5 separate regions of the Homo sapiens genome follow, and all the other regions are linked to region 1. A link is a contact called in ENCODE Hi-C or POLR2A ChIA-PET data. All regions are on one chromosome and are shown on one strand. The core of a region is the stretch at or near the end of the contact, and the rest is flanking DNA. Distances in the headings are between cores, read along the strand shown. Region 1 holds the start of ZNF611 (zinc finger protein 611). Region 2 holds the start of ZNF331 (zinc finger protein 331). Region 3 holds the start of ZNF615 (zinc finger protein 615). Region 4 holds the start of ZNF845 (zinc finger protein 845). Region 5 holds the start of ZNF836 (zinc finger protein 836).

What was found. Hi-C counts contacts between places; a loop is a spot of excess contacts on that map. ChIA-PET counts read pairs that join two places held with the same protein, here RNA polymerase II (POLR2A). Pooled maps may share reads with other maps.
Region 2: a loop to region 1 is called in a pooled map, with 6 times the contacts of the local background. The contact joins the promoter of ZNF331 here to the promoter of ZNF611 in region 1. A Hi-C loop is called at or near these places in 1 of 168 maps with a recorded cell type or tissue (CD4-positive, alpha-beta memory T cell) and 7 of 50 pooled maps.
Region 3: a pooled map shows a loop between it and region 1 (10-fold over the local background). The contact joins the promoter of ZNF615 here to the promoter of ZNF611 in region 1. A Hi-C loop is called at or near these places in 8 of 50 pooled maps. POLR2A ChIA-PET finds 5 or more read pairs at or near these places in 2 of 52 experiments (H1 and naive thymus-derived CD4-positive, alpha-beta T cell).
Region 4: a map of MCF 10A shows a loop between it and region 1 (20-fold over the local background). The contact joins the promoter of ZNF845 here to the promoter of ZNF611 in region 1. A Hi-C loop is called at or near these places in 1 of 168 maps with a recorded cell type or tissue (MCF 10A), 1 of 37 single-sample maps with no recorded cell type and 16 of 50 pooled maps. POLR2A ChIA-PET finds 5 or more read pairs at or near these places in 2 of 52 experiments (GM10248 and H1).
Region 5: a loop to region 1 is called in a pooled map, with 14 times the contacts of the local background. The contact joins the promoter of ZNF836 here to the promoter of ZNF611 in region 1. A Hi-C loop is called at or near these places in 1 of 168 maps with a recorded cell type or tissue (naive thymus-derived CD4-positive, alpha-beta T cell) and 12 of 50 pooled maps. POLR2A ChIA-PET finds 5 or more read pairs at or near these places in 1 of 52 experiments (WTC11).

The regions. Positions count from the first base shown.
Region 1 is chr19:52,733,736-52,736,341 of GRCh38, reverse strand. It overlaps ZNF611 (zinc finger protein 611), which reads left to right and starts at 1,298. Exons shown (of 6, transcript NM_001161499.2): 1 at 1,298-1,341. It overlaps LOC124904760 (a long non-coding RNA gene), which reads right to left and starts at 2,311. Exons shown (of 2, transcript XR_007067328.1): 1 at 1,882-2,311; 2 at 638-1,548. RefSeq lists enhancers at 883-1,012, 325-1,310 and a silencer at 1,193-1,262.
Region 2 is chr19:53,536,831-53,539,436 of GRCh38, reverse strand. It overlaps ZNF331 (zinc finger protein 331), which reads right to left and starts at 1,292. Exons shown (of 6, transcript NM_001079906.2): 1 at 1,141-1,292; 2 at 155-221. RefSeq lists enhancers at 1,213-1,262, 1,048-1,564.
Region 3 is chr19:52,006,927-52,009,532 of GRCh38, reverse strand. It overlaps ZNF615 (zinc finger protein 615), which reads left to right and starts at 1,322. Exons shown (of 7, transcript NM_001199324.2): 1 at 1,322-1,392; 2 at 2,203-2,240. It overlaps LOC124904755 (a long non-coding RNA gene), which reads right to left and starts at 1,235. Exons shown (of 2, transcript XR_007067321.1): 1 at 1,054-1,235. RefSeq lists enhancers at 812-891, 952-1,561.
Region 4 is chr19:53,332,499-53,335,104 of GRCh38, reverse strand. ZNF845 (zinc finger protein 845) reads right to left here and starts at 1,356. Exons shown (of 4, transcript NM_138374.3): 1 at 1,313-1,356. RefSeq lists enhancers at 868-957, 1,228-1,277, 1,376-2,240 and a silencer at 1,348-1,567.
Region 5 is chr19:52,170,294-52,172,899 of GRCh38, reverse strand. It overlaps ZNF836 (zinc finger protein 836), which reads left to right and starts at 1,279. Exons shown (of 5, transcript NM_001102657.3): 1 at 1,279-1,564. RefSeq lists a silencer at 1,111-1,160 and an enhancer at 1,741-1,880.

The sequences.
Region 1 (2,606 bases), core at 49-2,548:
GGGCAACAGAGAAATACTCTGTCTCAAAAATAATAATAATAATAATAATAATAATAATAATAATACAAGAAAGTAATAGATCTCTTCCATAAATGTGCTAGGACAACTATCTGGATATCCACATGGAAAAGAATAATGTTGGATCCCTATGTCACACAATCAAAAATTTTATTTGCGAAAGTTTTTTTTAAAAAAAAAGAGAGAGAGAGAGACAAGAAAGGGAGACCGCGGCAGTGGGCGTTATTTTGTCGCTCAGGCTGGCTTGGAACCCGAGGCTCAGGGATCCTCCCGCCGCTGCTTCCTGAGTAGCTGGGACCTCAGGCTCCCGCCCCCGCGCCTCTGCTGTCTTTAAGCAGCAGGTGGTGACCTCACTCCTTCTCGGCCTGAGCACTCCGTCCGGCATTCCAGGCGGTGGCTTCAGGGAAGTCTCTGAAGCTGAGCACAGGGCGGAGTCTCCTTCCGGAGTGAATGGACAATAGAAAGGGAGAGGATATCTATCTGTTCTGTGGGACCTCAGCATGACATGGTACATACCGCCCAGGCAGGGCTTTGCATTTCACATTCTAGTTTGTATCCCTGTTCCAGACAATTACAGTGTAGCAGGACGAGTCGCAGACAAAACCTCTCAGACACCGAGTTGTAGAAGGAAGGGCTTTATTCAGCTGGGAGCATTGGCAAGCTACTGCCTTAAAATCCAAGCTCCCCGAGTGCACAATTTCTGTCCCTTTTAAGGGCTCACAACACTAAAGATTTCAGATGAAAGGATAGTGACTGATTGAGCAAGCAAGGGATACGTGACAGGGGCTGCATGCACCGGTGATCAGGGAGAGAGAGAACAGGGCAGGAGTTTCACCGTGTTCTTCTATACAATGTCTGGAATCTATGCCTAACATCAGCTTCTAAATCATAAGTTGATTTTTAACTACTGGGTTTAGGCCAGGCGGATCCAGGCCTGGTTTCGGGCCTGGCGCGGGGCTGCCTGTCTTTGGTTTTACTTCCTGTTGTTTTTACTGACTATAAAACAATATAAAACAATGTCAGAGGGTCTCTCTCTTCTCTCAACAGGGCTTTTGTATCATGCCTCAGACTTTCTGGCGCTCTCGCCTCCAAAACCTGAAAACAGAGACGCTGGGAGCGAGGCTGAGAGACGCGCAGATCCCGCCCCGGCCCTGCCCTCTGCCGGTTCTAAAAGGCAAGGTCTCTCCGCCTCGCGCCCCGCCCCTACCTCGCCCAGGCCCCGCCTACCTCCCACTTCCCGCCCAGGCCTGGCTTTTGTCCTGCGCGCGCAGATTAACGCAAACCCGGAAGCGGATCGGGTGGAGTGTAGGTCATATCGCCGCGGTGAGTTTTGCTCTGTGTTGTATTAAGTCTGCGCTAACTAGGTTCCCAGGGCTTCTGTCCCTGGGACGTGGGGTCCCCACAGACCTGGAAATTCTCCGGCGTCTTCCTTTGCCCAGAGCAAATTGAGACATCCCCGTGAGAGCCCGAGGGTCGCTTCCTTTTGGGTTTAAAGTCGTCCTGAGGCTGGTCTCGTCCCCGGTCTTTCTGCTATAGGTCAATGTATACACTTTCTGTTGCGTAGTTTTCCTGCTGAAAACCTTGTTCTGACTCCTCGCGCCCCGCGCTTTTTAAAGTCTTCACCCGCGATGTGGATTCTTGCCCAGGGCGCCTCCCAGCCTCCCCCTCCTCAGCCCCGGGAGCGCCGCGCCGCAGCCCCAGTCCCGGGGAGGCCGAGTCCTCTGCCAGGTCCTGGGATCCTGCAGACCCCATCCTGGTCCTAAGGCGCCGTCGCGCCCCCCCCCCCCGCCCCGCACCTTCCTCCTCATGCCGGGGCCTGCTGCTCCCCAGGTCTCCCCTCCGCAGTCACCGCTTTCATTGAACCTGCACTGGGGAGGTCCCAGGGGCCTGTCCTGCGGCACGGGGTATTCTTGCCTGCGGAGCTCCAGGGCGTGGAAAATGCGCTCCTCCGGGATGCAGGCGTCTTACTCCAAACCGTGTTGCGATTGTGTGGGCCAAAGGAATCAGGAGACAGAGAGCAGTAGAAAACCTGAGGCAGAGAAAAGAAGAATAAGAAAGGCCCATAACAGATGGCAAAATAGAGGATTGGTGAGGGATATGCCAAGAGATGGCAGAAGTGAAAAAAAAAAAAAAAAACCTAAGAAAGCAGGAGGAGAAAAGCAACCGGAGAAATGTAGAGAAAGGCTAGATAGATGTACAGAGAGATGAAGGATCACAAGGTAGGGGGAGTGGCAGCAAAGAGGGAGACTCATCAGAGTGAGGGAGAGAGGGAAGGATTTGGAGCCAGGGCAGACAGAGCAGAGTGGTGCTTGTGTCAAGGAGAACAGAGGGAGAACCACAGCAGAGAGGACAGCTGGGATCTGGGGAGACACAGAGTGGGGACAAGGGAGTATATCGGGGAAGATGGAATTTAACAGGGAGAGCAGAGGAGGCGCAGAGATGGGAGAAGAGGCAGAAATAGATGGAGATTGAGGACGATTGAAAGATTGGGGAGAAGGAGCAATAAGAGGTTAAATAAGTTGTGAGGATGGAGGAGAAGAGGTGGAAGAGAAGGAATAAAGGGAAGAAGGGGATGAATAGCAGGAGAG
Region 2 (2,606 bases), core at 43-2,542, 800 kb before region 1:
TAATGCATTTCACCCTCCTCACAAGCCTATCTTCAGAAGGCTCAAAAAGCTAAGAGGCAGAAACAGGACTCAAATCTTGGTCATCTACCTTTAATGTTTGGTCTTAAGTCTTATAAACACATATCATTTAATATAAAAAAAAAAGGATACTCACCTGACCCTTTCAGATGTTTAACGATTCGTCTTCCTCCTCGGGGATGCTTTTTCTGAAGGATGCTGGCCTGGGGAAAACAGAACCGGAAGGGTAACACCTGCCATACCTAATAAAACCAATGAGAAATACGAGGCCCCGAGATGGAGTTTCTGGGAGATTCCTGAAGAGCACGCTGTGGCGATTGAGATGATGACGCGTGGAGCTGCCCCCCTCCCTGTCTCCCACATCAGGGACCTGTCCCTCTACAGGAGGAATTCTACTCCTGAGGCCACCGTCCCCTGTCACTCAGGTGGCCTGCATGCACAGCACTTCTGGCTCTGAAAGCGTCACCTCATGGCTGTTTCTGCCTTCTTGCTGGTGAATTTCCAGGCGAGGCTCAGGCGCTCACGTCCCTCCGCGGCCCTTGTTCTCAGGCAGGTACCGCTTGGTTAGGAGGTGAAGGCAGGGGAAGCAGCAGAGACGCTGGAGCTACAAGTTGCACTGTCACACACACCTGCATCACTCAGAAGGCCCGATCATCCATCCCAGCACAGAGACGCTGAAGCTACAGGTTGTGTTGTCACACACACCTGCGTCACCCAGAAGGCCCGATCACCCATCCCAGCACAAGTCTGCACAGCTCAGCCTCACCACAGCTCACTCTGTCCTGAGACACATCTGCGCCCCTCATACCCACTAACGCCCAGCACGGCCATGCTACGGGCCCCACCACCCCACACGGTGCAGAGGTGCATCCGTGGGCCACGGAGACCCGTCCCGACCGCTGCCCCCGCACAACCCCCAGAGCGCACCTCACGGAGCAGAGTCCCAGGGACGCACCGCCGAGGTTCACAGGCACGGGCTGCGTTGACCCAAAGCCTCTGGAGCACCCCCGGTCACCAGTTATGGGGAGAGCCCGGCTGTGTCACCCCACACTCTCCAGCAAGTGCGTCACCGTCAGAAGCCCCGTGCCCGTCTCCCCTCGGAGCCACGCGCACCAATCTCACCTGCGCGGACTGGCGGAGATGCAGCGGCTGCGTCACTGGTGCAAACGCGCACCCAGCACGGCCCCCATCGCCCCCAATGACGCTCGCGTGCACCCGTGTCACAGTTACGGGGACAGGGCCGCCGCGTCAGCCTCGTACTCCCACGCAAGTGCGTCACACACTCGGTCCCGCCACCCCCTGGAGGCCAGCGCGCATGCGCACGCGCACCCAGCGGCCGCAGCGCGCAGACAGCAGCAGAGCCCGACACGCATGTGCACACAGACCCCTACACGTATGTGCACGTACCCAGACCCCGACACGTATGTGAGCGTACACAGACCCCCGATACATAGCGTGCTCAGCTGTTGACGTGCCTGTGCGGGCACACAGACCCTGACGGGCGTGTGCGCACGCACAGATGCCGACACGCATGTGCAGACACAACAGAGCCCGACACACACGTGCGCCTGCACAGATGCTGACACGCGGACACACTGACACGTGTGCGTGCACCCCTCCCATCCCTTTCCCTCCTCCCACTCTCCCAAAGCCGCAGACGCACCCGGTAGTCCCCCAACGCTGGGGCCTCGGGAGAGGGTGAGGCTAGAAGAGGACGCGGGGCCGTCGGGGGAAACCAGAGCCCCAAGCCCCGTGTTCCAGCATGCAGCACGGCGTACTCCTGGATGGTCTCTGGGAAATGTAGTCCGGGACGGTCCCAGGCAGGGGCCTCAGGGCGCGTCCCAGGTCGGTGCCGGAGCGGGCAGCCCCAAGCTAAGCCCTTCCTGGTCCCTGCAGACGCCCCTTCCCGACTGGGAAAGGAGCTGTGTCACCCCAGCTGGGACCCCGTCTGGCCTCTTGAGTGGGGTGATGCCGGGCGAGCCATGGCTGTCCTCAGAAGGGTATCCTCTCCTAGCCCCTCTGGAGCGTCACCTGGAATTCTCTGCAGGCCGCTAGCACAGGCTGCCGGAGCTGCTATTCGGTGTCCCTTGCTTGCTGCATTGTAAACAATGTACAGGTAGCAGTTATGCCCCGTGAGTCCCGCTCTCATTCCAAGTACTAACGTCACAGGGTCTACAGGATGTTGCAGGTACTTAACCACAGTCTCATTTTGACTCAAAATCCCACTTTTTGGTATTTATGCCAAGGAAGTAGCTATAGTTGTACACAATGTTGAAGTATGTTCACAAAATGCTTTTTTTCTGAAAATCTTTTTCTCTTTTAATTAGATAGACTTTAGATTCATATGTAGTTACAAGAAATAAAATTGAGAGATCTTGTGTACCTTTCACCTGGTTACCTCAGCTGGTGATTGTAGTATATAATACCACAACCAGAAGATTAACATTGATGTAATCCACTGACGTTACCCAGAATTTCCAGAGAATAATTTTTTGTTTGTTTGTTTGTTTGTTTTGAGACGGAGTTTCGCTCTTGTTGCCCAGGCTCAAGTGCAATGGTGCGATCTCGGCTCACTGCAACCTCCGCCT
Region 3 (2,606 bases), core at 73-2,572, 730 kb after region 1:
CAGACTGGGCAACAGAGTGGACCTTGCCTCAAAAAGAGACAAAAAAAAAACAAAAAAAAAGAAAAACTCTCATATACCAAGGGTGAGAAGAGCAAATGGAACACGAACTTGACTCTGAAAAATAGTTTGACAATTTCTCTGTATATTTATATACTGATACCTATATCACACACATAGATTCACACAGGCATTTCCTTTCTCTCATTCTTCTAATATAGGAAGTTTGGTTGGATTTATATTTACAGTTCAGCATTGCCATGACTTTGCACATACTATTCGCGGTTGGCACACGTAGTATAACGTGATCTCCTTCTTAACCTTTCTTTCTTTTGTTTTTTTTTTGAGATGGAGTTTTGCTCCTGTTGCCCAGGCTGGAGTGCAATGACGCCATCTTGGCCCACAGCAACCTCCGCCTCCCGGGTTCAAGCGATTCTCCTGCCTCAGCCTCCCGAGTAGCTGGGATTACAGGCATGCGCCACCATGCCTGGCTAATTTTGTATTTTTAGTAGAGACAGGGTTTCTCCATGTTGGTCAGGCTGGTCTCGAACTCCCGCTCTCAGGTGATCCGCCCACCTCGGCCTCCCAAAGTGCTGGGATTACAGGCGTGAGCCACCGCGCCCGGCCTCTTTCCCAACCTTTTTTTTCTCACTGAAGTGGTCCTGTTCCCTTAATTTCTGGCCACTTCTCCTGAGTCCAGCCCTCATATTTGGCTCCACCTGGGTCCCAGGCTCTCCCCTCCGCCTTGGGAACTATACTTTCTGGCTTTTACTGGCTTTTCCCCATGCCTTTCACCCAACATAATTTTGGCACGTTCCAACCGTTTTCATTACCTAGTCTGTGACTGCTACCCCTGTTCCGTCAGCGTAGCTAACAGCCCTCTTCTGCGTTCAAAAGGCGCTTCAAGCTACTTTGTTAGAAATCTGGCTTTGGCCGAAGTGTCCCCTCTCGGCCGGTTCTCCTTTTCCCTCACAAGGAACTGTTTCCTAACCTTTGTACAAAGTGTAAACGTCGCGGCCATCTTAGCCTTCTATTCAGCTGCTGAAAGGGATTTACCTCCACGCCATTTTTGTCTTGTGTAAACTGGAGCCTCTGTATATGGACCCGTATTTATGAAGGGTTGAGGTGCCAGGAAATGGGACAGTTTCAGTGCTCTTTCATCTTCCCGGCCATCCCCGGTCACCCCCGGTCACCCCCGGTCACCAGCGCCAAAACGCGCCCTTTGCCTTGTGTACGTCAGATACTCAAAGATGGCGGCCCCCATGGAGCCAAGGCGACGAGGGCGCGGCCATCTTGCATCTGCGCAAACGCTGGGAACGCCTCCGACCCTGGATAGTCGCCGTCAGGCACTGAGGAGGCCGAGAGATGAGGCCGGAGCCCACCAAGTTCTGGGAAGTAAGTTCAGTCACTGGGTGGTCGCTGTGGTGACGGGGGAGGAAATTCTGTCCGTGGCTGGGCGTGTTCGTGGACAGTGGTGATGGACTGGTATCTGTCGGCGCCAGCGTTTGGCGACGCCAGTGGAATTCTTTCAGGAGCTTAGCGTGGGTCCGATTCCTATCGCAGGGGAACTACAAGAGGTCCGTGATAGGGTGTGTGTGTGTGTGATCGGGGTACCTCTGGGACCAGTCACAGGGTCCTCGTGTAGTTTGTGGTTAAAGATCTCTAGAGATCCGCTACTGAGTGCCCAAGTCACATTCTGGTGTCTTTGGTGTTGTCCTTTGGCGGGGCTCAGTGATTGCGAACTGGAGGGTTTGTTTTGTCAGCGAATCGGTTTATGGTTCAGGTTTTGTTTGGGACTAAATGATTGAGGAACTGTCTTGGGGGTTAAGGTACGGAGGTTTCTGATCCAGGTTTTGGAATTAATCCCGGTGGCGGTGGTGGTAGCGCCACAGATTCCGATGTGGGCTGCAGCTCTGGAGGCCTGGGAACCATGGCAGGTGATGGGTTAGCCCCAGCCCTGGCTGCTGGAACAGAATTGATGCTCATTAGCATTCCCCTTCTGCCCAAGACCCTTCTCCACGACTGGTTTTTAAATCCCCTTTGGCACCTTCCATCACCCCTTGGTCTTGAATCCTCAGAAATGGAAGTTTTTGGCGAGATCAGTCATCTAGCATACCTAAAAGTAGTATGTTTTATATTTAAGATGCGGCTTCTACCCTTTGTCCTGCAAGTTTCCAGCGTATCCTCTTGGATATTTCTTTTCAGGTTCTTTCTGACACAAGTAAGATAACATCTCTGCCATGGTAAGCTCGGTTACTCAAAGATAACCTTTGTCAAATTTTCAGAATATTTCAATTTTAGACGTGTATGTTATGTGCTTAATATTCATAATTCAGATAAATTATGTAAATGGTACTATTATCTTTTTCGCTTTATATTATGTAATAAACATTTAGAAGTTGTTTTTACTGTTTGAGCCGGTGGTACTATAAGTGCATTCACATTAAGTTTATGCGTACATTTGGATAGAAGTGAAATGTTTTAAAATGTTTAGGTATTATTTTTAGGAACATTTTATGATTATCCATTTATCCATGAATTTTGTTTTTCCTGCCTTTAATCTTCAATCTAGACTATTACTTTTATTGCAGTGTATTGCTTTCTGACTC
Region 4 (2,606 bases), core at 107-2,606, 600 kb before region 1:
CCTCTAATGCCAAGATTTACAGAATGTATGTGTCTTATAGATAGGAATTTTAAAATTCTCAATATCATCTGTATAATTTAAACAAGTTCTAAGTTATTAGATTATATAAACAGAAGTCAACATATCACAACTAATCATATCCAATGAACTCACCCACTCATCTGAACCCAAAGTCCCCCACCCCTTTTAATCTTTTGAGACAGGCTCTGCTCTGTTGACCAGGCTGGAGTGCAGTGGCATGATCTCTGCTCACTGCAGCCTGGACCTCCTGGGCTCAAGTGATCCTCCTGCCTCAGCCTCCAGAGCAGCTGGGATTACAGGTGTGCACCATCACGCCCAGTTAAATTTTTTTTTTTTTTGACAGAGATGGGGGGGGGGGTCTCACTATTTTGCCCAGGCCGGTCTTGAACTCCTGGACTCAAGCAATCCCTCTGCCCCAGTCTCCTAAAGTGCTAGGATTACAGGCGTGAGCCACTGCGCCCAGCCCCCCTTTCTTCATTACTGTGCTTCCCTCCCTAATTCTGTACATATCTCTCATTCTCCCCTTCTCTCTCTAGCTCTTGTTTTCTTTTTCCCTGGGATCTGCTCCTCCTGCTGTTTTTTGTTTTGTTTTGTTTTTTTCATTTTTGCTCTCTCTTGGCAAATCCCTCACTCATCCTCTACTTTGCCATCTGTTATGGTCTTTCTCATTCTTCTTTTCTCTGTCTCAGGTTTTCTACTGCTCTCTCTCTCAGTCTCCTGATCCCTTTGGCCAACACAATCACAGGAGGGCTTTGGAGTAAGACGCCTGCATCCCGGAGGAGCGCATTTTCCAGGGGCTGGTGCAGGGCAGGCAAGAACACCCGGTGTCATAGGACAGCCCCGGGCACCTCCCCAACGCGGGCTCAGGGTAAGCGGTGACTGCGGTGGGGAGACCTGGGGAGCATAAGGGCCTGGAACGAGGAGGGAGGTGGGGGGCGACGGCGCCTTAAGACAAGACTGGGAGGCGCCAAGGGCGGGAATCCGCCTCGCGGTAAGGACTTTAAAAAGTGCGGGTCGGGAGGAGTCAGAAAAAGGTTTTGAGCAGGGAAACTACGCGATGGGAAGTGTATACATTGCCCTATAGCAGAAAGATTCGGGAAGGGACCATCCTCAGGGCGACTTTAAACCCAAAAGGAAGCGACCCCTGGACTCTGACGAGGACGTCTAAATTTGCTCTAGGTGAAGGAACACGGGTGAGAATTTCCAGGTCTATGGGGACCCCACGTCCCAGGTACAGAAGCGCCGGGGACTTGGGAAGCGCAGACTTAACACAACACAGAGCAAAACTCACCGCTGCGGTGGGACCATCACTCCATGCGATCCGCTTCCGGGTTTGCGCGAATCTGCGCGCGCAGGACAGAAGCCAGGCCTGGGCGGGACCCGCGGGGAGGTAGGCGGGGCCTGAGCGAGGTAGGGGCGGGGCGCGAAGCGGAGAGACCTTCCCCTTTAGAATTGGCAGAAGGCGGGGCCGGGGTGGGACCCGTGCGTCTCTCAACCTCGCTCCCAGCGCCTCTTGTTTTCGAGCTTTGGAGGCGAGACCGGACAGGAAGGCTGAGGCATGATTCAAAAGCCCTGGAATTGTCTGAAACGGGGATGCAAACTAGAATGTGAAATGCAAAGCCCTGCCTGGGTGGAACATACGATTTCATGCTGACGGCCCACAGAACAGAATAGAAATCCTCTCCCTTTCTATTCTCCATTCACTGGGAAAGGAGAGTCCACCCTGTCCTCAGCTTCAGAGATTTCCCTAGGGCCTCCCCCTGGGATGCGGGACGGAGTGCTCAGGCCAGGGAGGAGTGAGGTCACCACCTACTGCTTAAACACAGCAGAGATGCGGGCGCGGGGCGAAAGCCTGAGGTCCCAGCTACTCAGGAAGCAGTGGCAGGAGGATCGCTGAGCCGGGGGGGGGGTCCAAGTTAGCCTGGGCGACAAAGTAACACCTCCTCCGGCAGCGCTCCCTTCCTCGTCTCTCTCTCTCTCCTTTTTTAAAATTTCTTTAAATAAAATTTTTGATTTTGTGAGTTAGGGATCCAACATTATTCATTTTCACGTGGATATCCAGTTAGTTGTCCCAGCACATTTGTGGAAGAGATCTATTACTTTCATTTTTATATTTAGATTTTTCTTTTCTTTTCTTTTCTTTTTTGAGACAGAGTATTTCTCTGTCACCCAGGCTGGAGTGCAGTGGCGAGATCTCGGCTCACTGCAACCTTCACCTCCCGGGTTAAAGTAGTTCTCTTGCCTCAGCCTGCCAACTAGCTGGGATTACAGACGCGCGCCACCAAGCCTGGCTAATAGTTTTGTATTTTTAGTAGAGACTGGGTTTCACAACGTTGGCCAGGCTGGATTCGAACTCCTGACGTCAAGTGATCCACCTGCTTCGGACTCCCAAAGTGTTGGGATTACAGGCGTTAGCCACCGCGTCTGGCCAGGAAAACTCTTAGAAGTTGCGCCTGCATACCACTGGACTCAGCTTGCATGACCACATTCCTTTCAAGGCTCAGAATTATTTAAAGATCCATACATTTACATTGGAATTATTTGATGTTTGAAATATTTAATTTCCTACCGAGATACGGGTACTG
Region 5 (2,606 bases), core at 30-2,529, 560 kb after region 1:
TGTGATCCGCCCGCCGCGGCCTCCCAAAGTGCTGGGATTATAGGCATGAGCCACCGCGCTTGGCCAACAATGATTTTTTAGGGACGTGATTCAGCTCATAACATTCTGTACTCTGGACTCCCAAAATTCATGTCCTTCTCACATGCAAGATCCCTTCACCCCCATCCTAACATCTCAAAAGTCTTATTATTATTATTTTTTGAGACAGAGTCTCACTCTGTTGCCCTGGCAGCAGTTCAGTGGTGCAAAGACAACTCATTGCAGCCTTGATCCCCTGGGCTCAAGAGATCCTCCCACCTCAGCCTCCCAAATAGCTGTGACTATAGGCGTGAGCCACCATGCCTGGCTAATTTTTGTATTTTTTGTAGAGACAAGGGTCTTACTATGTTGCCCCAGGTTGGTCTTGAATTCTTGAGCTCAAGCAATCCTTCCACCTTGGCCTCCCAAAGAGCTGGGATTACAGGCCAGAGCCACTGCTCCTGGCCCATTTCAAAAGTCTTAATCCATTTCAGTATCAAACTCTAAGGCCCAAATATTACCCAAATATTATCTGAATCACATATGGGTGAGACTCAAAGTGTGGTTCATCCTGAGGCAAAATTTCTGTCCAGCTGTGAAACTGTGAAGCCAAAGAAGCTATTTGCTTCCAAAATACAATGGTGGGACAGGCACAGGATAGACCGTCAGCCCTGGAAACCACCCTTCTACTCTGTTACTGTAATTTTGATGTTTGTAGATTGCACATGTAAGTAAGCACATGCAGGATTTGTCTTTCTGTGTCTAGCACATTTCGCTTAGCATAATGTCTTCAGGGTTCCTGGATCCAGCCACGGCTGCACATCAGATCTTCACGGAGATCCTAGTTCCCTGACTACTGAGTAACTTCAGCCTTAACTGGCTTCAGCCTCACTGGCAAGACCCGATGGAGTCCACCAGGCTCGCAAAAATCGATTTTGACTTAAATCAGTTCAACTTGACAAGAAGAAAACATCTTAGTTTCCAACAGAAGTGGACCACAACTTTAAGCTTTGACCTTAAAGTCTAAAACATTAACTTAAAATAGGCAGGAAGCAACGCTGCTTCACAGGACAAGAAATAGTCACAAATACTCCTAAATCGGGAGAACAAAGACTTGCTGGGTGGAAGGCAGAGCGAATAACAGGCCCCGCCCACCAAACAGGTCCCGCCCACACCGCCCGTCCCGCTTAGCCCACCTGGCCCCGCCCACTACCGCATCAGCCTTGCCCCACCCTTTCAGGGTTCCCAAATCTGGCCAGTCTTTCTGCCCTTTCCCTTGCGGGTCGCACCCCGCCCAGGCCCCTCTCCCGCCCCAGGTCTCTCAGTCTTTTTTCTCAGGGCGTGTAGCTTCCTGCACACCCGGAAGCAGATCGCGCGGGGAAAAGATCACAGCGCTGCGCGTCAGTTTCCGTCTACCTGGACTAAACATTTGCTTCGCCCCGTCTGCCTGAATCGAACGTGCACTTGGCAGTCTTCCCTTGTCCATACCCGTTTCCTGGGGATCGCTACGGACCTTAAAATACCAGCAACAGCCCCTTCGCCCCAAGTAAGTCTGATAATTGCTTCCCTTTCGGTTTAAAAATCTCTCTGAGGCTGTTCCTTGCTCCCTGCCTTTCTGCCTTAGGACCATGTAGACAACCCCACTCAGGTCGTGTTCCTGCTTAAAACCCTTACTGACCTCTGCTTCGGCCCTGCGCCAAGTCGAGTCCTCACTCGGGAGGTGGATTCCCGCCCGTTGCGACCCCGGAGCTTCTCCGTCGTCAGCCCCTGGAGGGGAGCGCCCGCCGTCCGGCTCCTGAAGGAGTCGCTTCTCCTCCCAGGTCCTGGGATTCTGCAGACCCTCCCTGTCCTGAGACACCGTACCCCCTGCCACCTTGTGTCCTCCTCACGCCGGGTCCTTTCGCTCCCCAGGCTTCCCCTTCACAGCCACTGCTTTTCTCGATCCCCCCCTTGGGGGAGGTCACCTGAGTCTTGTGACACCCAGTGTTCTTCCTTCCCAAATTTTACTCCACTGGAAAATATGCTTTTCCGGGAGGTGGGCATCCTATTCCTCCCCTTTCTTACTGAATGTGTGGGTGAGAGGGATCAGGAGAGGAAAAGAAGGGGAGCGACGGAGCAAAAGGAAAGACCGAATAGAAGAGAATGAGGGAGACCCATAAATACACGGCAAAATGGATGATAATTTAGGGATTTGCAAAGAGACAGCAAGAGTGAAAGAGAACGAATGGAGAAAGAAGCAGGGGGAGGAAAGCACACAGAGAAATTTAGAAAAAAAGGGGGACCTTCAGAGAGATGAAAGGCAGCAAAATAGAGTGGGGCGGCAAAGGAGGAGGCACTGCAGACAGACAGTGGGGAGAAGGTGAAAGAGTTGGAGCCGCAGCCGACAGAGCTACGTGGTGCTGGGACTGAAAGAGAGGGAGAGAGGGCAGTGGGTGACAAGCAGAGTAGAGGGAGAACCACAGCAGGGAGGAAGCCTAGGGAGTTGGGGGTGCTAGAGAGTGGGAACAAAGGAGGTGTAACAGGTAAGAGGGAATTTTAACAAGGAGAGCAGAGAGGGAGCTCAGATGGGGAAAAAGAGGCGGAAATAC